Regions from separate parts of the Homo sapiens genome. Here region 2 is linked to region 1. A link is a loop called in an ENCODE intact Hi-C map of the cell type or tissue named here. Cell type or tissue: HepG2. All regions are shown on one strand. Links, peaks and the distances in the headings refer to the core of each region. The heading gives the core; the rest is flanking DNA. Region 1 holds the start of MIR4421 (microRNA 4421). Region 2 holds the start of LOC124904727 (U6 spliceosomal RNA).

What was found. Peaks named below come from ENCODE experiments on the same cell type or tissue, not always from the same donor. Only the 100,000 strongest peaks of a DNase experiment are listed, where the experiment ranks them.
Region 2: it touches region 1 in a loop (8-fold over the local background); 6 of 110 quality-filtered maps call a loop at or near these places.

The regions. Positions count from the first base shown.
Region 1 is chr1:51,048,957-51,066,574 of GRCh38, reverse strand. MIR4421 (microRNA 4421) reads right to left here and starts at 6,738; the gene lies at 6,670-6,738. MIR6500 (microRNA 6500) reads right to left here and starts at 6,557; the gene lies at 6,472-6,557. In HepG2, for the core only: a CTCF peak has its summit at 7,631; a DNase peak (open chromatin) is centred at 7,614; H3K4me3 peaks cover 277 bases.
Region 2 is chr1:50,746,627-50,754,626 of GRCh38, reverse strand. All of the region lies in intron 4 of FAF1 (Fas associated factor 1), which reads left to right. LOC124904727 (U6 spliceosomal RNA) reads right to left here and starts at 4,331; the gene lies at 4,229-4,331. In HepG2, for the core only: a CTCF peak has its summit at 4,450 (motif pointing left); no DNase peak of the experiment used is centred there.

The DNA.
Region 1 (17,618 bases), core at 4,260-12,259:
TTTTAGAGCCTTAAGATTTGACTGCCCCGCTGGATTTCAGACTTGCATGGGCCCTGTAGCCCCTTTGTTTTGTCCAATTTCTCCCATTTGGAATGGCTGTATTTACCCAATGCCTCTACTCCCATTGTATCTAGGAAGTAACTACCTTGCTTTTGATTTTGCAGGCTCATAGGCAGAAGAAACTTGCCTTGTCTCACATGAGACTTTGGACTGTGGACTTTTGAATTAATGCTGAAATGAGTTGAGACTTTGGGGGACTGTTGGAAAGGCATGATTGGTTTTGAAATGTGAAGATATGAGATTTGGGAGGGGCCAGGGGCAGAAGGATATGGTTTGGCTCTGTGTCCCCACCCAAATTTCATTTTGTAGCTCCCATAATTCCCATGCGTGTGGGAGGGACCCAGTGGGGTATGATTGAATTATGGGGGTGGGTCTTTCCTGCGCTGTTCTTTTGATGATGAATGAGTCTCACTAGACCTGATAGTTTTAAAAGTGGGAATTTCCCTCCACAAGCTCTGTTTGCCTGCTGCCATCCACATAAGACAGGACTTGATCCTCCTTGCTTTCCACCACGATTGTGAGGCTTCCCCAGCCATGTGGAACTGTAAGTCCAATTAAACCTCTTTATTTTGTAAATTGACCAGTCTCAGGTATGTCTTTATCAGCAGCATGAAAACAGATTAATACACTAGGATTAAATCAAAAGGACACAGACCCAAACTTGAAGTGGTTCCCACTCCAGATATGAGATAAATTTAGCCTCAATAAGGATCATAATCACAATAGAGTGAAACTCATCAAATCCATGAGTTCATAATGATAGAAAAATTGCTCACAATTAGAAAATAATAGGAAACAAATGTGTTACCTTGAAAACCAATAAAGGGAAAGATCAAAAATTTATCCTGCCTTTCCCAAGCTGGGCACAGTGGCTCATGAATGTAGTCCCAGCACTTTGGGAGGCCAAGGCAGCTGGATCACCTGAGGTCAGGAGTTCAAGACCAGCCTGGCCAACATGGTGAAACCACGTCACTATTAAAAATACAAAAATTAGCTGGGTGTGATGGCACGCACCTATAATCCTAGCAACTCAGGAGGCTGAGGCAGGAGAATCACTTGAACCTGGGAGGTGGAGGTTGCAGTGAGCTGAGACTATGCCACTACACTCCAGCCTGGGCGACAGAGCGAGACTCCATCACACACACACAAAAATTATCCTGCCTTTACTACATGAACTATACCATTGGATAACCAAATAATAGGTGAAGAGAAGCATCACTTTATTGAAGTATTTCAACTAACGAAATAGAAGTGTTAGCATTAGAAGGCTGGGTGCAGTGGCTCACGCCTGTAATCTCAGCACTTTGGGAGGCCAAGGTGAGTGGATCAGTTGAGATCAGGAGTTCGAGATCAGCCTGACCAACCTGGTGAAACCCTGTCTCTACTAAAAATACAAAAACATTAGCTGGATGTGGTGGCACAGGCCTGTAGTCTCAGCTACTCGGGAGGCTGAGGCAGGAGAACTGCTTGAACCTGGGAGGCAGAGGTTGCAATGAACCAAGATCACACCACTGCATCTCAGCCTGGGTGACAGAGTGAGACTCTGTCTCAAAAAAAAGAAAAAAAGAAAGAAAAAGAAATGTTAGAATTAGGATACCACCACTTTGAAAGTCCCAGTAAATTAATGGCTATAAGTATTCAACAGCAATAATTGTTCACATCACAACCAGACATGATGTGCCTCTTAATGAAAGACCACAGCACTATATTGTTTGGCCAAAGTGAATGACCCTGAGTCTGCTCAAACCTCTGGGTTTAGCTGTCAACTTGCAAGAAATAGAGGATTCAGAGAAACACAATGAATTGCATGCTCCTCTGACATAGTTTTAAGGGTGTCATTTTCTAATAATTCATTAAGCTACACATTTATATGTTACTCTTTATCTGTGTTTTATTTTACAGTAAAAAACAATAAACAAAATTTCCCACCATGCTTGGTAGGATTGCCTTTTCCTCCTTGGAAAGTCTCTCAGTTTTTGTTCTATGTGTGTGTGTGTATGTGTGTGTGTGTGTGTGTCTCTGTGTCCATGTATCTAACTATATACAGTTGACCCTTGAACACTATGGGGATTAGGGACACTGACCCCATGCAGTTGAAATCCACATATAACTTTTTTTTTTAAGAGACGGGGTCTTGCTCTGTCGCTGAGGAAACTGGAGTGCAGTGCATGATCACGGCTCACTGCAGCCTTGACCTCCCAGGCTCAAGTGATCCTCCTACGTCAGCCTCCCGAGTAGCTGGGATCACAGACGTATACCACCACACCTGGCTAATTTTTGTATTTTTTGTACAGATAGGGTCCAGCCATGTTGCCCAGGCTGGTCTTGAACTTCTGGACTCAAGCAATCTGCCCACCCCAGCCTCCCAAAGTGCTGGGATAATAGGCATGAGCCACTGTGCCTGGCCACATATAAGTTTTGACACTCTAAAAACTTAACCAGTAGTAGCTTTTGACCTGATTTGACACTCTAAAAACCACTAATAGCTTTTGACCTGAACCCTTATCGATGACATAGTCAATTAACACATATTTTGTGTTACATGTATTATATACTGTATAGTAATTAAGCAAGCTAGAGAAAAGAAAATGTTATTAAGAAAATAATAAGGAAGATAAAAAGTATTCACTATTCATTAGGTGGAAGTGTATCGTTAGAAAGGTCTCTATCCTACTCACATTGGGTATGCTAAAGAGGTGGGGTTGGTCTTGTTGCAGGGATGGCAGAGGTGGAAGAAGATCTGTGTATAAGTGGATCTGCACAGCTCAAACCCATGTTGTTCAAGGCTTACATGCACACACACACACACACACATATATATACACACATGTATGTATGTATGTATGAATATTAGGCTGCTTATGGTGGTAATAACATTTGGGACAAACAAGAATGTGACTGAAGAACTTGAAATCTGGGGAATGAGATGTCCATATGGAGGCTTTGAAAAGCTTTGACATTTACCTGGAAATTCTGAAGGCTACTCACATACATAGGACTGTGGACATGCCTGAGCTATGGGCATGGTCAGAAAAGACTTGAGAAGGCCCTAAGCTCTTACCTCTGACTGACCTTGAGTCTGCACAAGGAGGAATTTACAGCTAAAGCAGAGATGTGAACTACCTGCCTGAGTGTTAAAGGTTTGCCACAATGTGCCCACAGGAACTCTTAGCAAAGCCTGGGAGACTTATGGAGACTTATTTGTTCTAGACATTTGAGGAAATTTCTGCAATTCTTAGCTGATGACTAAGCAAACTGAGCAGATACTTCAGTGACCACACTTGAAAAAGGATAGAGACTTTATAGAATTAGTCCAGGAAAGTTACTAAGAAACAGCAACAACAACAAACAAAACAAATAAACAACCAGCAATATTAATAAACCCTGGGATGGGAGAGAGTCTGATTTCCATAGTTGTTACATTATATTATGTAAAATGACTATTTTCAACAGGAAATTATGAGACTCAAAGTAGGGCCCATATATTGGGAAAAAAAAAGCAGTTAATAGAAACTGTCCCTCAGAAAGCCTTGATGCTAAACTTACAAGGCCAAGTTGTTAAATCAGCGATATTAAATGTTTGAAGAACTAAAGGAAACTATGTATAAAGAACCAAAGGAAAGTATGAAAATGATATAAAACTTAAGAGAGAATATCAATAAAGAGATAGACATTTAAATAATTTCTTTTTAAATAAAACAACCAAATAGAAATTCTAGAGTCAAAAAGTACTGAAACAAAAAAATTCACTAGAGGGTTTCAAGAGCATATTTGAAAAAGAATCAGTGAACCTGAAGATAAACCAATTGAGAAAATCTGGTCTGAGAAAGAGAAAGAAAAAAAGATTAACAAAGATGAAGAGAACCTTGCAGATCTATAGGATACCATCAAGCATGCCAATCTATGCATAATGGTAGTCTCGGAAGAGAGAAAAAGGAGCAAAAAATATGCTTGACAAAATAATGGCCAAAAACTGCCAGCGTTTGATGAAAAACATTAATCTATACATCAAAGAAACTCAACAGACTCCAAGTATAGTTGACCCTTGAACAACATGGGTTTGAGCTGTTCAGGTCCACTTATATGGAACTTTTACTCACCTCTGCCATCCCTGAGATGGCAAGACCAACCCCTCTTTTTCCTTCTCCTCTTTAGCCTACTCAATGTGAAAACAGAGGGGATGAATTCCTTTCTGATTACCCACTTAATGAATAGTAAATATATTTTCCTTATTATTTTCTTTTCTCTGGCTGGCTTAATGGTAAAAATACAGTATATGATACTTATAACATTAAAAAAAGTGTTAATCAGCTGTTTATGTTGTCAGTAACATTCTGGCCAATAGTAGACTATTGGTAGTTAAGTTTTTGGGAAGTCAAAAGTTGTATGTGGATTTTTTTTCTACCCTCTTCTCACAGGTATGTATATGTGGATGTTTGACTAGTGGGGTCGGCACCCCAACCCCTCATGTTGTTCAAGGTTATACTGTAGTATAAATGCAAAGAGATGCACACCTATACACAACATAACCAACTGGAAAACCAAGGGCACAGAGAGTATATTGAAAGCAGAAAGACAGAAGCAGCTCATCATCTCTGAGGTATTCTTGATAAGATTAACAGCCAAATTCTTTCCAGTAACTTTATGAATATAAACTATTGTTATGAATATAGACTATCAGAATGATTCCAGCTCCATATAAAAATATTTATGGACCATGACAAAGTGGAATTTATTCCATGAATACAGGCTCAGCATACATTATCATATATCATATTAATAGAATAATGGACAAAAGCCAAACAGTCATGTCATAGATATGAAAAAGCACTTGAGAAAATTCAACACACTTTAATGATTAAAAAAACAAACAAGAAACCTGGAATAGAAGGAAACTTCCTCAGCCTGATAAAGGGCATCTATGAAAACACACTGCTAATGTCACTTTGTGGTGAAAGGCTTGAAAAAATTATCCCATCTTAGTCTGTGTTACTATTAATATAAAGGCATACCTGAGGCTGGGTAATTCATGAAGAAAAGAGGTTCATTTGTCTCACGGTTCTGCAGGCTGCACAAGAATCATGGCATTGGCATCTGCTTCTAGTGAAGGCTCCAGGCTGATTCCACTTATGGCAGAAAGTGAAGAGGAGCTGGTATATGCATATCATATGGTGAGAGAGGAAGCAAGAGAGAGACTAGAGGAGGTACCAGGCTTTTTTCAACAACCAGTTCTTGTGGGAACTAAAAGTAAGAACTCACTCTCGTGAGAATGGTACAGAGCTATTCATGAAGGATCCACCCCCACAACCCAAACACTCCTACCAGGCCCCATCTTTAACACTGGGGATCAGATTTCAACATGAGACTTGGCAGGGCCAAACAAATCATATTCAAACCATAGTACCACCTAAGATCAGGAATAAGACAAGGACGTTCACTCTTACCATTTATATTCAGTGTTGTACCAAGGGCTGCATACCCATCAGTCAGAATCCTTGTGTCATGGCATCCTCCAGGTGTCACTTTTCCAGTTGGAAACCTCTGTGGCCAGTGGTGCCTTTGCCAGAGTTTTGCTCAAGCCTGCTGGGCTTGTTCCACCCACTCGGCCTGGCAGGCTGCACTCAGCTCATGCTACTGGCCTGGCTCCCACACCTTCAAAGAATGATCCAGGCATGGAGAGGAGAGGGGTGCACAAGTAAGCAAGCATGGGGTCTGGCTGCTGCACACAGCCAAGCATTGGCTGCTGTGGTGGGGTGGGCAGTTCCAGGTGCCACCACAGGTGCTGGCTCTGTTCAAGCCTGTGGCTGGATCAGATGCACTATAAGTGGCTTCTGCTCTGGGCACTCACATCTGGACAAGGGGAACATGGTGGCACTTGGAAGCTCCAAGACACTAGAAACCACAGAGCCCCAAAGAGGGTGTCACAGCCCTGGCTGGGGGAGCCTGTGCATCTGAGCTCCCTGAAGGGCTGCAGCTCTTCTCTCCTTCTCATTGCCTGCAGTGTGACGAGTGGGGTGGAGGCAGGTGTTTTAGCTCTGTTTGTGTTATAGCACTTTCAGTCCCACCATTCAACAGGTCCTGAATTTTTGTCCTGTGTCCAGGAAGAATGAGGTATGCAGAAAACTGGAGGGTGAGCAAGGCAGAAAGGAACTTTCTTGAGCAAAAGAGTGACAGAACAGCTCTTGGGAGACCTGGAGTTGGTAGCTCCTTTCCACAGGCAGGTCATCCCAACTAGTTCAGCCCTCAGTAGAGAGGAGCCCCAGATTGGGTAGCTCCATTTCACAGGCAGGTCATCCTGACAAGTGTCCAGCTCTCTGGGGAGAGGAGACCTGGAGTGGGTAGCTCCTTTCCATAGGCAGTTAGTCCTGACGAGTGCATCCCTCAGCAGAGAGGAGACCAGAGTGGGCAGCTCCTACCTGCAGGCAGGTCATCCCAACAAGTGTCCAGCTCTCAGAAGAAAGGACACCTGGAGTGGATAGCTCCTTTCTGCAGGCAGGTAGTCCTGACGAGTGCAGCCCTCAGCAGAGAAGAGACCCAGAGAAGGTAGCTCCTAGCTGCAGGCAGGTTGTCCAGATGAGTGTCCAGCTCTCAGGGGAGAGGAAACCCAGAGTAGGTAGCTCCTTTCCACAGACAGGTTGTCCCAACAAGTGTTCAACTCTCAGCAGAAAGGAGACCCAGAGTGAGTAGCTCTTTTCCACAGGCAGGTCATACTGACAAGTAGAGGAGACCTGAAGTGGGTAGCTCCTTCCTGCAGCTGGTAGTCCTGACATCTGTATGAGTCTAGCTAGGTAACATAGTTTTTATGGGCTCAGAAAGGAAGAAGTGTGTTCTGATTGGCCCATGGGTGGCCATGGGCGGGCCTGGAAAAAGCACCATAAGTTCTCACTCCAGGCCGCAGACTCCACCTGGAGCTGACAGCCCAGCCCCCAGGCTTCATGCCATCCATGGCTTGAAGGTTGCGTTTCACTGGGAACCTGCCCCTTTCTGCCCAGGAGCCTGTCTGCCTCCTGTCACCATCAACATGTTGTCCATGCCGCCCAGGCTGTTCATGCTGAGGTTTGCCTACAGGCCCACACTGAGCCACCCTGAGCAACCCCTTGGTCTCCCTCTTGTGCTCTTCAGTTCCCAAAGTCTGGATGGCCTGAGACAGCAGGGGGCTGGCATGTCAGCACTGCCCTGAGTGCTTGGGTACCCAGCTGGGTCACAACAGTGCCTGGGCTCTGCCACAACTTTGCTCTGCCCCAGAGTGGGGGCCAGGAGCAGGGAGAGGCCAGGCAGTGGGAGCAGGCACTTTCAAGCCTACGGGAACAAAGGGCTTCCGGGGCCCCTGAGACCTCAGGGATGCCTGGGTCTGTGGCTACAGCTGAGAAGCTGCAGCTGTGCCTGGGAGCATGTGGCTCCTGCTCCACTGACTTGTTAGGGGGTGGGGCTCCCACCTGTTCCCGGCACCCGTGGGCTCAGCAGAGTGTGCAGCCCCAGTTGTGCTTCCCCTGCTGAAGCCGGCATCTTCACAGTGGCTACTCCAGACAGGCCACTGCTGCCATCACTTGCACCAACCTGTAGGTGACAGTCTTCCTCCATGAAGCCAGTTCATATGCTCTAGAAGTTACTCCTCCATGAAATATGCAAAGAAACAGCCCAAGGCTACAAGAAATACGCACACACGAAATCAAAGAAACAGGACACCACCAAAGGAACACAATAATTTTCCAATAACCAACCCCAAAGAAATGGATATCTATAAATTGCCTTCCAAACAATTAGAAATAATTGTTTTTAAAGAAGTTCAGCATGCAATAGGAGAACACAGTTGGACAACTCAGTGAAAACAGAAAAAGAGTCTACGGCCATACCACCTCGAACATGTCTGATTTCATCTGAAAACAGAGAAAGAATACATGAACAATACAAGAAGTTCAACAGGAAGGTAGAACTTATAAAAAAGAACCAGGCTGGGAGTGGTGGCTCACACCTGTAATCCTAGCACTTTGGGAGGCCAAGGTAGGCGGATTGCCTGAGCTCAGGAGTTTGAGACCAGCCTGGGCAACACAGTGAAACCCCATATCTACTAAAATACAAAAAATTAGCTGGGCATGGTGGTGTGCACCTGTAATCCCAGCTACTCAGGAGACTGAGACAGGAGAATCACTTGAACCTGGGAGGCAGAGGTTGCAGTGAGCTGAGGTCATGCCACTGCACTCCAGCCTGGGTGACAGAATGAGACTCCAACTCAAAAAAAGAAAAAAAAAAAAAAAAGAAAAAGAAAGAAATTCTGGAACCAAAAAACCTAATGACTGATATTAAAAACACAATAGAGAACTTCAAAAATAGACTTTATTGAGCAGAAGAAAGAATTTGTGCCCTTGAAGACAGGTTATTTGAAATTATCCAGTCAGAGGAGAAAAAAGAATGAAAAAGAGTGAAGAAAATTTATAGGACTTATGGGACACCATCAAGCAAACCAATATGTGCATAATGAGAGTACTAGAAGAAGAAAAGCAAGAGAAAGAGGTAAAAAGCTTTTTTAAAGAAATAATGGGTTAGGTGCAGTGGCTCATGCCTGTAATCCCAGCACTTTGGGAGGTCGAGGCAGGTGGATCACCTGAGGTCAGGAGTTAAAGACCAGCTTGGCCAACATGGTGAAACCTTGTCTCTACTTAAACTACAAAAATTAGCCAGGTGTGGTGGCAGGTGCCTGTAATTCCAGCTACTCGGGAGGCTGAGGCAGGAGAATGACTTGAACTTGGGAGGCAGACGTTGCAATGAACTGAGATTGTGCCACTGTACTCCAGCCTGGGTGACAGAGCAAGACTACTTCTCAAAAAATTATAATAATAATAATGATAATAAAATAAAATAAAGAAGTAATGGCTGAAAACTTCTCAAATTTTGAGAGGGAAATGGATATCCAGATTCATGAAGCTTACAGGTTTTCAAAGAGGATCAATTCAAGACTATACCAAGGTACATTTTAATCAAATTGTCTAAAATAAAGGACACTGAAAGAATTTTAAAGCTGCAAGAGAAAAGTAATGCATCACATATAGGGAATCACCATAAGACTATCAGTGGCTTTCTCATCAGAAACCTTGCATGCCGAAGAGAATGGGATGATATATTGAAAGAACTGGAAAAAAAAAACTACTTACCGTGAATCTACATCTGGCAAGATTATCCTTTAAAAATGAAGGGGAGATGAATTCTTCCTTAGACAAACAAAAACAAAGGGAGTCTGTCACTACTAGCCCAGCCGTAAAAGAAATGTTTAAAAGAGTTATTTCTTCAAATTGAAATGAAAACACACTAAATAGTATAATGAAAACATATAAAAGCATAAATATTATGAGTAAAGGAAAATATATGGACAAATATAGTTAATATAAAACTATAATGGTGGGGCCTAACTTACTTTTAACCCTAATATAAAAATTAAAAGATAAAAATTTGTCAAAGGATACACAATATAAAAGGCAACAAACTGACTACAAGAACACAAAGTGTAGGGGTGGGGAGTAAAAATGTAAAACGGTTTTTGGTTTTGGTTTTTTTTAGAGACAAGGTCTTACTACATTGCACAGGCTGGTCTCAAACACCTCACTTCAAGCAATCCTCCTGTCTCAGCCTCCCAAAGCACTGGGATTACAGGTGTGAGCCACCATGCCTGGCCAAAAGTATAAAGGTTTTGGATGTGATTGAAATAGTTATAAACTTAAAAATAGATGGTTAGAAATACAAGATATTTTTCATAAGCCTCAAGTTAACCACAAAGAATAAAATCTGTAACAGATACAGAAAACATAAAGAGATGAGAATCAAAGCAATCACTATAAAACATCAAATAACAAACGAATATAATAAGAGAGGAAGAGAGGGGCAATATAACTGCAAAAGACACAAACCAGTTAACAGAATGGCAATAGTAGTCCTCAGCTATCACTAATTACTTTAAATGTAAATGGATTAAACTCACCAATTAAAAGGCATAGAGTGGCTGTGTAATTTGAAAGAACAGGATCCAATGGTATGTTGTTTATAAGAGACTGATTTTAGAGTTAAAGACACATATAGACTAAAAGTGAAGAGATGAGAAAAGATTTCTCACGCAAATGGTAACCAAGGATACGCAGGGTAACTATACTTATGTTAGACAAAACAGATTTTAGTTTAAAGCTGCCTGCAGAGACAAAGTCTTGATATAATTATAAAAAGATCATTTCAACATGATTATGTAACAATTATAAATATGTATATACTGAACAAAGAGCATCTAAATATATAAAGCAAATGTTGACAGATCTGAAGGCAGAATTTGACAGTAACATGATAATAGTAGAGGATTTCAATACTCCACTTATAATAATGTACAGAATATCAAAAAAGAAACAGAAAACACTATAAAACAAATGATCCTAACAGATATATAAAGAAATTTGCACCCAACAACAGAAGATTATCCACTTTTCTCAAGCATACATGGAACATTCTCCAGGATAGATCATATGTTAGATTACAAAACAAGTGACCTAATTTAAGAAGATTGGAATTATTCCAAGTATCTTTCTGGACCACAAGGGATGAAAGTAGAAATCAATAATCTTAAGAAAATAGGAAAAATCACAAACACATAGAAACTCAACAACAAACTCTTGAACAACTCTTGGGTCAAAGAGGAAATCAACGGGTAATTTTAAGAGTATCTTGAGGCTAGAAATGATGGCTCACATCTATAATCCCACTGCTTTGGGAGGCCAAGATGGGAAAATTGCTTGAGACCAAGAGTTTGAGGCTAGCCTGGGCAAAGAAAAAAAAAAAAAAAAAAAAAAAGAAAGAAAGAAAAGAAAGAGAGAAAGAAAGGGAAAAAAAAGAGAAAAACAGTAGAACATACCAAAATTTATAGGGTGCAGCAAAAGCAGTACTAAAAGGGAAGTATATAGTGATAAATGCCTACATTAAAAGAAGAAAGAAGGCCGGGCACAGTGGCTCATGCCTGTAATCCCAGCACTTTGGGAGGCCGAGGTGGGAGGATCACTTGAGGTCAGGAGTTTGAGACCAGCCTGGCCAACATGGCAAAATCTCATCTCTACTAAAAATACAAAAAATTAGCCAAGCATGGTGGTGCGTGCCTGTAATCCCAGCTACGTGGGAGGCTGAGGCAGGAGATCACTTGAACCTGGGAGGTAGAGGTTGCAGTGAGCCAAGATCATGCCACTGCACTCCAGCCTGGGTGACAGAGCATGACTCAGTCTCAAAAAGAAAGAAATAGAAAGAAAAAGAAAGAAAGAAAGAAAAGAAAGAAAGAAAGAAAGGAAGGAAGGAAGGAAGAGAAAGAAAGAAGGGAGGGAGGGAGGGAGGGGAGAGAGGGAGGGAGGAAGGGAGGAAGGAGAAAGATCTCAAATAAGATATTACACCTCAAAGAACTAGAAAAAGAGCAAACTAAGCCCCAAATTAGTGGAATAAAGGAATTAATAAAGATCAAAGAAGAAATAGAGAATATATTTATTTATTTGTTTATTTTTTTGAGACAGAGTCTCACTGTGTCACACAGGCTGGAGTGCAGTGGCATGATCCCGGGTTCAAGTGATTCTCGTGCCTGAGCCTCCTGAGTAGTTGGGATTACAGGTGCCCACCAGCATGCCCGGCTAATTTTTGTATTCTTAGTAAGAGACGGGGTTTCACCATGTTGGTCAGGCTGGTCTCGAACTCCTGACCTCAGGAATTGATTCCTGCTGGGATTACAGGCATGAGCCACTAGGCCTGGCCTCAAATAGAGAATTTTATAAGCAAGAGAAAAGATTCCATAAGACTAAGAGTTGGTTTTTTGAAAACAAAAAATCAACAAAAAATCTCAGTCTTTGCTAGACTGAGAAAAAAGAAAAAAAACTCAAATAAACCAGAAATAAGAGAGGACGCATTGCAAAGAGTGCCTCAGAAATAAAAAGAATCGGCTGAGCATAGTGGCTTACGCCTATAATCCCAGCACTTTGGGAGGCCAGGGAGGGTGGATCACTTGAGGTCAGGAGTTCGAGACCAGCCTGGCCAACATGGTGAAACCCCATCTCTACTAAAAATACACAAATTAGCCGAGTGTGATGGCACATGCCTGTAATCCCAGCTACTTGGGAGGCTGAGGCATGAGAATTGCTTGAACCCAGGAGGTGGAGGCTGCAGTGAGCTGAGATCATGCCACTGCATTCCAACCTTGGTGATGGAGTGGGACTGTCTCAAAAAAAAAAAAAAAAAAAGAATCATAAGGGACTATTATGAACAATTTAATTATATGCCAATAAACTATAACTTAGAAGATTAGAACCATATACCCTGAATTAAGAAAATATAGAAAGCCTGAAGAAACCAATAACAAGTAAGAACATTGAATCAATAATCAAAGCCTTCCAGCAAAGAAAAGCCCAGAATCAGATGGCCTCCTGGGTGAATTGTATGAAACATTTGTAAAATAATTAATACCCTTTCTCCTTAAACTCTTCCCAAAAAGATAAGGAATACTTCCAAATTCATTCTATGAGGCCAGCATCATCCTGACACCAAAACCAGACAAAAACACTATACAAAAGAAAAAGAAAGAAAGAAAACTAAAGAGCAATAGTCCCAATGAATATACATGCAAAAGTCCTCAATGAAATGCTAGCAAACTGAATTCAGTTGCTCATTAAAGGGATCATATACTATGACCAACTTGAGTTTATCCTTGGGAGTTAAGGATGGTTCACTATATGCAAATCAACCAATGAGATACAGCACATTAACAAAATGAAAGAAAAAACCACATGATCTTCTCAATAGATGCAGAAAAAAACATTTGACAAAATTTGCCATCCATTCATGATTAAAGCTACAACAAAATAAATATAGCAGGAACTTACCTCAAAACAACAAAGATCATATATGAAAAGCCCAAACCTAACACCACAATCAAACCTTGGGGGACAGGTCGAAAGCTTCCCCCAAGATCCAATACAAGGCAAGGATGTTCATGCTTGACACTTCTGTTCAACATATTACTGGAAGTTCTTGCCAGAATAATTAGACCAAAATAACATCCAAATTGTAAAAGAATAAGTAAAATTATCTCTGTTTGCAGATGACACAATCAAATATGTACAGAACCCTAAAGGAAAAAAATCTGTTGGAACTAACTAACCAATTTAGTAAAGTTACAGGATAACCAACATACTAAAACACACAAACAGCAAAACTACCTGAAAAGGAAATTTAAAAAACAATCCCATTTACAATAGCTACAAACTTAACCAAAACAGAAACACTTGCATGCTGAAAATTATGAAACATTGATGAAGGAAACTGAAGAAGACACAGATGAATGGAAATACATCCTATGTTCATGGATTGGAAAATTCAATATTTTTAAAATGTCAACATTAGGCCAGGCACAGAGGCTCATGCCTGTAATCCCAGCACTTTGGGAGGCTGAGGTGGGTGGATCACCTGAGATGGGGAGTTCGAGACTAGCCTGACCAACTTGGAGAAACCCCGTGTCTACTAAAAATACAAAATTAGCCAGGCATGGTGGTGCATGCCTGTAATCCCAGCTACTCGAGAGGCTGAGGCAGGAGAATCCCTTGAACCCTGCAGCTGGAGGTTGCGGTGAGCTGAGATCACGCCATTGCACTCCAGCCTGGGCAACAAGAGCGAAATTCTGTCTCAAAAAAAAAAGAAAAAAAAAAGCCACATTATTCAAAGTGATCTACAGATTCAGTACAATCTCTATCAAAATCCCACTGGCATTCTTTATAGAAATAGAAAAAATTATGCTAAAATTTATATGGAACCACAATAGACCCCACATAGCCAAGTCAATCTTGAGCAAGAAAAATGAAGCTAGAGGCATCACACTTCCTGACTTCAAAATATATTACAAAGTGACATTAATCAAAGCAGCATGTTGCTGACATAAAAACAGACATATAGACGAATGGAACAAAATAGAGAACCCAGTCAACTGATCTTTGACAGAGGTGCCAAGAACACACAATGGGGAAAGGATAGCCCCTTACATAAGTGATGTGGGGAAAACTGATACGAGCATACTTAATTTTACTGTAGTTTGCTTTTTTGTGCTTCACAGATCCTGCATTTTTTATTAATTGAAGGTTTGTGGCAACCCTGCACTGACCAAGTCTATCGGTGTCACTTTTCCAAGAGCATGTGCTCACTTTTGGGTCTTTGTCACATTTTGGTTATTCTTTTGATATTTAAAATTTTTTGTTATTATTATATCTATTATGGCGATCTGTGGTCAGTGATCTTTCATGTTATTATTGTAATTGTTTTGGGGCACCACAAACTGCACCCATATGAGATAGTGAACTTAATTGATAAGTATTGGGTGTGTTTTTGCTACCCCACCAACCGACATTCCCCCCATCTCTCTCCCCCTGCTTGGGTCTATTCCCCAAGACACAAGAATATTGAAATTAGGCCAACTAATGATGCTAAAATGGCCTCTAATTGTTCAAGTGAAAGGAAGAGTTGCACATTTATCATCTTAAATCAAAAGCTAAAAGCAATTAAGCTTAATGAGGAAGGCATGTCAAAGGCTGAGATATGCTGAAAGCTAGGACTCTTGCACCAAACAGCAAAGTTGTGAATGCAAAGGAAAAATCCTTGAAGGATATTAAAAGTGCTACTCCAGTGAACATATGAATAATAAGAAAGCAAAACAGACTTATTGTTGACAGAGAGAAAGTTTAGTGGCCTAGATAGAAGATCAAACCAGCCACAATATTGTATTAAGCCAAAGCCTAATTCAGAGCCAGGCCTTAACTCTCTTCAATTCTGTGAAGGCTGAGAGAGGTGAGGAAGCTGGAGAAGAAAAGTCTGAAGCTAGCAGAAGTTAATTCATGAGGTTTAAGGGAAGAAGCCAACTCCATAGCATAAAAGTTAAAGATGAAACAGCAAGTGCTGATGTAGAAGTTACGGCAACCTTTATCCAGAAGATCTAGCTAAGATAATTGATAAAGGTGGCTACTCTAAAGAACAGATTTTTCAATGTACACAAAATAGCCTTCTATTGGAAGAAGATGCCATCTAGGACTTTGATAGCTAAAGAGAAGTCAATGCCTGGCTTCAAAGTTTCAAAGGGCAGCCTGACTCTCTCCTTAGGGGCTAATGTAGAATGTGACTTTCAGTTGAAGCCAATGCTCATTGAGAATTCTGAAAATCCTAGGGCTCTTCAAAATTATGCCAAATCAATTCTGCCTATGCTTTCTAAATGAACAACAAAGCCTGGATGAGAGCCCATCTCTTTACAGCATGGTTTACTAAATATTTTAAGTCCACTCTTGAGACCTACTCCTGAGGAAAATGATTCCTTTCAAACTATTGCTGGTTATTGACAATGCACCCAATCATCCAAGAGTTCTGATGGAGATGTACAAGGAGATGAATGTTGTTTTTATGCCTGGTAACACATCATCCATTCTGCAGTCCGTGGGTCAAGGAGTAATTTTGAGTATCAAGTCTTATTCTTTAAGAAATATATTTTGTAAGGCTATAGCTGCCATAGATTATGATTCCTCTTACAGATCTGGGCAAAGTACATTGAAAACCTTCTGGAAAAGAGTCACCATTCTAGATGCCATTAAGAAAATTCATGATTCATGGGAGGTCAAAATATCAGCATTAGCAGGAGTTTGAAAGAAGTTGATTTCAGCCCTCATGAATGACTTTGAGTGGTTCAGGACTTCTGGGAAAGGAGTCACTGAAGATTGGTGGAAATAGCAAGAGAACTGGAATTAGAAATGAAGCCTGAAGATATGACTGAATTGCTGCAATCTCATGATAAAACTTGAATGGAAGAGGAGTTGCTTCTTATGGATGAGCAAACAGTGGTTTCTTATGATGGAATCTATTCCAGATGAAGATGTGAACATTGTTGAAATGACAACAAAGGATTTAGAATATGACATAACCTTAGTTGATAAGGCAGCAGTAGAGCTTAAGAGGATTGAGTCCAATTTTGGAAGAAGTTATCCTGTGGGCAAAATGCTATCAAACAGCATCACATGCTAGAGAAAAATCTTTCATGAAAGAGTCAACTGATGTGGCAAACTTCACTGTTGTCTTATTTTTAAGAAATTGTGGGCCAGGCGCAGTGGCTAGTGCCTGTAATCCTAGCATTTTGGGAGGCTAAGGCAGGAGGATCACTTGAGCTCAGGAGTTCAAGACCAATCTGGGCAACATAGTGAGACCCCCTCTCTGCAAAACAGTGTTAAAAATTAGCTAGGCATTGTGGCATGTGCCTATAGTTACAGCTACTCCAGAGGCTGAGGTGGGAGGATTGCTTGACCTCAGGAATTCAAGGCTGCAGTGAGCCATGATTGTGCCACTGCACATCAGCCTGGGTGACGGAGTAAGACCTTGTCTCAAAAAAAAAAAAAAAGGAAGAAAAAAGAAAGAAAGAAAGGAAGGAAGGAAGGAAGAAAGGAAGGAAGGAAGGGAAATTGCCACAGCCACCCCAACCTTCAACAACCACCACGCTGATCAGTCAGCAGCTTCAACCTTGAGGCAAGAACTTCCATCAGCAATAAGATTATGACTCACTAAAGGATCAAATGAATATTACCATTTTTTTAGCAATAAAGTATTTTAAAATTAAGGTATGTACATTTTTTAGACATAATGCTGTTCCACACTAATATACTATAGAATAGTGTAAATATAACTTTTATATGCACTGGGAAATAAAAAAGTCATGTGACTCATTTTATTGCAATATTAACTTTACTATGGTGGTCTATAACTGAATCTGCAATATCTTCAAAGTATGCCTGTACATTTGTAATTTTGATAGATTTTGCCAAATTGCTCTCATGGAAGTCTACTACATGCTAATATCAACAATGTAGCGGAATTACTATTTCTCCACCTCCTCACCAACATGGTAGTATATTCAACTTTTTTTCCTTTGCCAATTTAGTGGGGAAAATGATATCACAATGTAATTCTAATTTATTTTTCTTATTAGGAGGAAAATTATTTTTTAATGTGTTTGAGGTACTTGTATGTTCTTTCTGTGAGCTGTCTGTTGCTCAAGACTTTTTAAGGGAGAAAATGAGTTTCAAAACCTTTTTTTGAATAATATTGTAGACCAGAAAACACTTCTGTCATTGAATTTTAGATTACTTTTTAAAAGTATGCCTGAAAAGAGTTAGGGAAGTTTGCAAGGACCAAAGATTCTAGTTACATATGATAACTGCACTGATGTAGCTATATACATAACAGAAAAAAATTGAACAATTTATTTCAAGCCTCTAGTTCATTTCACTTTATAATAGATGAATTTCAGAAAATATGTATCTTAAACACTTTCTGTAAAGAGTTTTAAGGTACAATTTTTTAACAAAATAATGATTAAAAGGATATTAACTGTCAACCTAAATAACAAACAATGAGGGAGACTCTCTAAAATATTTATTCAGGAATAGACATTGCAATGGGAATTACATGCCATAGTAAATTATGTGTGTATTCAGGGAGGTAAAGGAAGACAAACGTTTTTGAAGGAAAAATGAGGAGGA
Region 2 (8,000 bases), core at 1-8,000, 310 kb after region 1:
GTTCAAATGCTTAATTACAGATAAAGAAAGTTGTAAAAGCAAGGACTAAAGCTTCCATCTAAGAAGTAGGAAAAGTCCATTTCATTTCCAGCCAGTATGGAATAACAGGAATCAGATTTACTGTCATTCCTATTACAACTAAAAACCACCCAAAAGGCTTAGTGGGAACAAAATTGGTAATAGTGTCTGTTCCTACCAGCTAGATTGGAAAACCTCATAATTCATGTGGCTTTGGTTACACTACTCAGAAGGATCTTTCCTCAGTGGTGGAGAGTACTAGTACAAGATTAAATACTGCTTGGGCAATGCTGACTAACAAATCTTAAAAGCAAAACACAAAAGGATTAAATTGTGTCTAAGTAACATAACTGCATCCCAAAATTAAGCTCAGGAATATTTATAGGATTACAAAAATATCCAGCACTTAACAAGATAAAATTTACAATGTCAGGCATCCAATAAAAAATTACCAGGCACGCAAAGATGTAGAAAAACCTGGCCCATAATGAGGAGAGAAATTGATCAATCATAACCAACCCAGGTCTAACCTAGATGTTAGAATGAGCAGATAGGCTGGGCACAGTGGTTCACGTCTGTAATCCCAGCAGTTTGGGAGGCCAAGGTGGGCGTATCACGAGATCAGGAGATCGAGACCAGCCTGGCCAACGTGTTGAAACCCCGTCTCTGCCAAAAATACAAAAATTAGCTGAGCATGGTGGCGTACCCCTGTAATCCCAGCTACTCAGGAGACTGAGGCAAGAGAATTGCTTGAATCCTGGAGGCAGAGGTTGCAGTGAGCCGAGATCGCACCACTACACTCCAGGCTGGGCTACTAAGCGAGACTATGTCTCAAAAAAAAAAAAAAAAAAGAACAGATAATGACATTAGAGCAGTTATTATTAACTGTATTACCTGTGTTCAAAAAGAGAGAGGGAAGGTTTAAAATAAGGCATTGGAAATGTAGAAATGACCCAGTTGAACAACTAGAGTTGAAGACTGTGATGTCTGAAGTGAAAAGCCACCAGATGAGATTAACAGCAGATCTGACATTGAAGAAAATACTGGTAAACTTGAAGACATTGCAATGGAAGCCACTTTGTAAAACACTTTGGTAGTTTCTACATAGGTTCTCAAGAGAAATGGAGGCATATGTCCACCAAAGACGTGTACATTATTGTTTATAGCAACTTTCTTTGTAATAGCTCCAAACAGGAAACAACCCCAAATGTACATAAACCAAATTGTTGTATATGCATACAGTGGTATACTTATTAATAAAAGGAGTGGGCTATTGTTACCTGCAATGATATGGAAAAATCTCAGTTCATTTTGAGTGAAAGAATCCAGAATACATTCTGCAATTCCATTATGTAAAATTCTAGAAAATTCAAACTAAGGCACAGTCATAGAAATCAAATTAGTGGTTCTCTAGGGAAGAGGTTGGGGATGGTATGGTGGAATTACCAAGGGGCACATGGAAACCATTGAGGGTGATGGATAAATTCATAACATTGATTAAGGTGGTGATTTCATTGTTGGATTCAATTGTTTAAACTTATTAAATTTAGATTTCAAATATGTGCAGTTTATTTTACGTTAAACACATCTTAATGAAGCCGTTAAGACCTTTTGAAGAGGATGATGGTTGGGTGCAGTGGCTCACACCTGTAATCCCAGCACTTTGGGAGGCTGAGGCAGGTGGAACACTTCAGGTCAGGAGTTCGAGACCAGCCTGGCCAACATGGTGAAACCCCATCTCTACTGAAAAATACAAAAATTAGCCAGGTGTGGCGGTGTGTACCTGTAGTCCCAGCTACACTGGAGGCTGAGGCGGGAGAATCACTTGAACCCGGGAGGCGGAGGCTGCAGTGAGTTGAGATCACCCCACTGCACTCCAGCCTGGGTGACAAAATGAGACTGTCTCAAAAAAACAAAACAAAACCAAAAAAATGAGCAAATCAAACCCAAAGTAAGTACAGAAGCATAATAATATGTATAAGAGCAGAAAACAGTAAGTGGAAAATGGATAAGTAGTAGAGAAAATGAACAAAACCTAAAGCTGTTTTTTAAAAAGATTAATAAAACTGATAATTATTTTGCTAGTGTGAAAAACAAGAACAGAAGAGAAAACACAAGTTATTCATATTGGGAATGAAAGAAGCGCCTACGTACATTACATGGACTATAAGGTGATATTAAGAACAAACTTATGCTGGTAAATTTACATGAAACTCTAAAAGGTTAGAAAAATTATTTTAAAGGTACAAGTTACCACATTCACAGAAGTAAAAAATTTGAATAGCTGTACATCAAATATATAAATTGAATTGTCAATCAAAACCTTCCCACAAAAAGGGCCTGGCATGGTGGCTCACACCTGTAATCCTAGCACTTTGGGGAGGCCAAGGTGGGCAGCTCCCCTGAGGTCAGGAGTTCGAGACCAGCCTGGCCAACAGGACGAGACCCCCGTCTCTACTAAAAATGCAAAAGTTAGCTGGGTGTGGTGGCACGCGCCTGTAGTCCCAACTACTCAAGAGGCTGAGGCAGGAGAATCGCTTGAACCTGGGAGGCGGAGGTTGCAGTGAGCCAAGATAGTGCCACTGCACTCCAGCCTGGGCAATAGAGTGAGACTGTGTCTCAAAAAACAAAAACAAAAACAAAACCTTCCCACAAAGAAAACCTGAAACGCTAGATGGCTTTTCTGGTGAATTCTGTCTAATATTTAAGGAAGAACTATTACCAGTCCTTCGCAAAAAAGAGAGAGATGAAACATTGCCTCATTTATTTTATGAAGCTAGCATTACCCTAATACCAAAATTAGATAGAGATTTTTACAGGAAAATATTTCTTATAACTATGGAGGGAGAAATCCTTTACAAAATAGTTGCAAACTGAATTCAGTAAAATATAATAAAATGTATAAATACGTTTATAGTATACATCATAGCCAAGTAGGCCATGTGGCTTGTTTACAAAAACATAGTAGGCTGGGTGCAGTGGCTCACGCCTGTAATCCCAGCACTTTGGGAGGCTGAGGTGGGTGGATCATGAGGTCAGGAGTTCAAGACCAGTCTGGCCAACGTGGTGAAACCCTGTTTCTACTAAAAATACAAAAATTTGTCAGGCGTGGTGGCACGTGCCTGTAGTCCCAGCTACATGGGAGGCTGAGGCAGGAGAATTGCTTGAACCTGGGAGGCGGAGGAGGCAGAGGTTACAGTAAGCCGAGATCATGCTGCTGCACTCCAGCATGGGCCACAAAGTGAGACTCCATCTCAAAACAAACAAACAATCAAACAAATAGAAATGCTGAATAGTGCTGAATGGCCCTAGCACTGCTCTTGATCGTAGGAGGGAAATACTTAGTATTTAGTATTTCATTATCAACTATTGTAGGTTCTTCAGCAATGCCCTCTATCAAGTTTACAAAGCTGCCTTATATTCCTACTTTGCTCTAAGTTTAGCTCTTTTTTTTTTTTAACATGAAATGGGTGTTGAATATTGTCAAATGCTTTTTCTCATTTACTATACTAATATGGGGATGTACAGCTTGTTTAACAGCTTATAATCCATCACTGTACATCCCCATATTAGTATAGTAAATAAGAAAAAGCATTTGACAATATTCAACACCCATTTCATGTTAAAAAAAAAAAGAGCTAAACTTGGAGCTATTTGTTTGTACGCATATAAACATGGATAAATCTGGCCAGGTGCGGTGGCTCATGCCTATAATCCCAGCATTTTGAGAGGCCAAGGCAGGCAGATCACTTGTGGTCAGGAGTTTGAGACCAGCCTGGCCTGCATGGTTAACCCCCGTCTCTACTAAAAATACAAAAATTAGCTGAGTGTGGTGGGATGTGCCTGTAGTCCAGCTACTCGGGAGGCAGAGGCAGGAAAATCACTTGAACCCAGGAGGTGGAGGTTACAGTGGGCCGAGATTGCGCCACTGCACTCCAGCCTGGGCAACAGAGAGATACTGTTTCAAATGAAAAAAAAAAAAAAAAGAAAAGAAAAAGGATAAATCTCGAAAACATTACTCCAAACAAAGGAACCCAGACAAAAGTAATCTTTAGGGTGAGAAGGAGGATCAGTGTGAGTAGGGGCAGGCTTTTGATCTAAGAATGTATGAGGAAAGTTTTTGTGCTATGGGAAATGTTCTTATCTTGATTGTATGGTGGTTATAACACTGTATATATTTGGCTAAACTCATGAGTGAGTTTTATTACATATAAATCATAATCCAATTAAGTTAATGTTTTAAATTCTTATTTATCATGCTAATCTTCTCTGTATTGTTCCAAATTTAGTATATATGCTGCCAAAGCAAGCACTTAAGTTAATTTTTTAAATACAAAAGTATGCTATTGGATTCAGTGATTTGTTCTTGATGACATCTGCATGTCTTCACAATTTTTCAAGGAACGTGGCCTGGGGTGGGATACTGCAGTGGCAGTGCCATCTTGTGGTAAGATCTTTGGAGTTAGGTAGACACAAATATGAATTCTGGCTCTGAAACTTGCTACATTCCAGTACTTTGTTCCCCTGAATTATTTTGGATTTCCTAAAAACAGTAACTCCTGTGTTTTGAGAACCTATACTGCCCAGGTACTATGCTAGGCACTTATGTGTATGTTATCTCATTAATTGTAATAATAATAATACAACTCAAAATAACATTTTTTGAGTTCCTTAGTATGTATTAGGCACTCTGCAAAACATTTTTCGTGAATTATGTCACTTAATACAGCAACCCAACGAAGTGTTTGTTCTACGGTTGTCATTTCCACTTTGCAGAAGAAGAGATTGAGGCTGAGAATCGTGTTTTTTTTTTTTTCTCTGAGACAGGTTCTCACTCTGTCATCCAGGATAGAGTGCAGTGGCAACGATCATGGCTCACTGCAGCCTCCATCTCCTGGTCTCAAGCAGTACTCCTGCCTCAGTCTCCTGAATAGCTGGGACTACATGCATGTACCACCATGCCTAGCTAATTATTAAAAATTTTTTGCAGTGGTGGTGTCTTGCTGTGTTGCTCATGTTGGTCTCAAACTTCTGAGCTCAAGCTGTCCTTCTACCTTGGCTTCCCAAAGTGCTGGGATTATAGGCATGAGCCACCTTGCAATAGAGAGTAATTTTTAAAATATGAGGAACTCAGGTTGCTGTCATGATTCCAGCTTTTTTTCTATTCCTCTCTTTCTGTGGAACAAAAGGCTATTTGTCTCATGTGTTACCCAGGCTTTCTGCAAGAGTAACTGGGACTTTAAGTTAAAGTCCCTTCTTGTTTTTCCTTTAAGAAACTTCTTTTAAGTCATGAGGGCTCAGAGTGTTTTCAAGAGTGTAAGAAGGTGGTGTCAGGTCTTGGAGATTGGTTTCTGAGCACTGGACAGACTTGCAAATGCATAAGCTCAGTTCCAGACAGGTACAGCTCTAGAAATATCAACCTCAGCCACAAGCAAAAAGGCAATGTTTATATGTGTTTGGTATAAAAACTGTGACTTATTTTTCTACTCTTTCCATAAACAGAATGATTCTTTGTCAGCAGTGACATTTTTGAAGGCCAAGATTGATTAAAGTTTTTGCTTCCACAACTATAGTGTTGAACCAGAATTATTTTTATGATAGTTAATCACTATCCAAAGTGCTCAGATAGGGATCTTTTTAAGGAAAGTTAAAAAGTATCATTGAGACCATGAATAATTGCATTGTAGCATTGCTTACTTAGGTAGTTGTGTTCCCATAGAACTTGTGTATCTTAAGTTCTCCCCCCACTCTTCTTTTTCTTCATCAGCATGGAATTATTTTTCTTCTTTTAATATGTAATATAATCAGTCTTTTTGGTATTCATGTACTTAACTGTAAATGGAATTGAATTATATTTTAATCTGAAACTGTAGACTAGCAGCAACCTAACATAAGCAGATATATGAAAGATAAGTACATTCTGATTCACTGATCTTTAAAATAGTGTAGTGCCAGAAATCAGCTGATTAATTTATAAGTAGATTTGATTCCTGAAAAATAATTGTGGGGCACAGGGAAAATTGTGATTTCTCACTGTTTCTCATTAGCATCATGTCTATTTTTGCTTTTTTACCTTTCAGTCATTTTTCTTTTTTTCTTTTCTTTTTTTTTTTTTTTGAGACAGAGTTTCACTCTTGTCATCTAGGTGCAGTGGTGCAATCTTGGCTCACTGCAGCCTCCGCCTCCCAGGTTCAAGTGATTCTCCTGCCTCAGCCTCCTGAGTAGCTGGGATTACAGGCATGTGCCACCACGCCTGGCTAATTTTTTGTATTTTTAGTAGAGACAGGGTTTCACCATGTTGGGCAGGCTGGTCTCGAACTCCTGACCTCAGTTGATCTGCCTGCCTTGGCCTCCCAAAGTGCTGGGATTACAGGCATGAGCCACCACGCCTGGCATTTTTCTTTACTGTATAGAGTATCCTTCCTTATTTTGGTTTGTCTGTCCTTTGCAGACCAACTATACTTCAAGTTTAATTTAAGTCTCATTTCTCTCACAAAGCTTTCTCTATCTGATACAACACATTTGTATTAGTCTGTTCTGGCAGTGCTATAAAAAAATACCTGAGACTGGGTAATTTATAAAGAAAAAAGGTTTAATTGGTTCGCAGTTCTGCAGGCTATACAGGAAGCATGGCAACATCTACTTCTGGGGAGGCTTCAGGGAGCCTTTACTCGTGGTGGAAGGCAAAGCAGGAGCAGACATCGTCACATTGCCAGCGCAGGAGGAAGAGAGAGAGGGGAGGTGGCACACACTTTTAAACACCCAGATCTCACGAGAACTGTATCACAAGAACAGCACCAGAGGGGGAAATCTGTCACACATGATTCAGTCACCTCCTACCAGACCCCACTGCCAACACTCAGGATTATAATTTAACATGATTGGGGATGCAAATCCAAACCATATTATTTCACCCGTGGCCCCTCCCAAATCTCATGTCCTTCTCACATTGCAAAATACAATCATCCCTTCTCAGCAGTCCTCCAAAGTCTTACTTCATTCTGGCACTAACTCAGAAGTCCAAAGTCTCATCTGAGACAAGGCTGGTCCCTTTTACCTGTGAGCCTGTAAAAGCAAAAGCAGGTTACTTACTCCTAAGATAAAATGGGGGTATAGGCATTGAGTAAATACTCCCATTCCAAAAGGGAGAAAATGGCCAAAAGAATGATGCTATAGGCCTTGTGCAAGTTCAAAACCCAGCAGGATAGTCATTAAATCTTAATGTTCCAAATAATCTCCTTTGACTCCATGTCTCATATCCAGGGTACAATGATGCAAGGGGTGGGCTCCCAAAGCCTTGGGCAGCTACACCCCTGTGGCTTGGAAGTGTTCAGCTTCCATGGCTGCTCTCAAGGGCAGGTGTTGAGTGCCTCCAGCTTGTCCAGGTGCAGGGTATTTAGTGGATCTATCATTCCAGGGTCTGGATGATGGTGGCCTTCTTCTCACAGCTCCACCAGGCAGTGCCCCAATGGAGACTGTGTGTGTGGGGGTCCAACCTCACATTTCTTCTCTGCACTGTCCTAGTAGAGATTCTCCATGAGGGCTTCTGCCTGGACATCCAGGCTTTTCCATATAGCATCTGAAATCTATGCGGGGGCCCCCATGCCTCAACTCTTGCATTCTGTGCACCTGCAGGCTTAACACCACATGGAAGCAGCGGCCCAAACAGTACCCAGGTTCCTTTGAGCCATGGCTGGATACAGAGCAGCCAGGATGCAGGGAGCAGTTTCCTGCGTCTGTGCAGGGTGGTGAGGCCCTGGGTCTCACCCACCTCGTAGGCCTCTGGGCCAGTGATGGCAGGGGCTGCTGTGAAGGTCTGTGAAATGCCTGTGAGGCCTTTTCTTCATTGTTTTAGCTATCAGCACTTGGCTTTTCTTTACTTATGTAAACTTCTGCAGCCCGCTTGAATTTCTCCCCTGAAAATTGGCTTTTCTTTTCTACCACATAACTGGGCTACAAATTTTTCAAACTTTTACACTCTG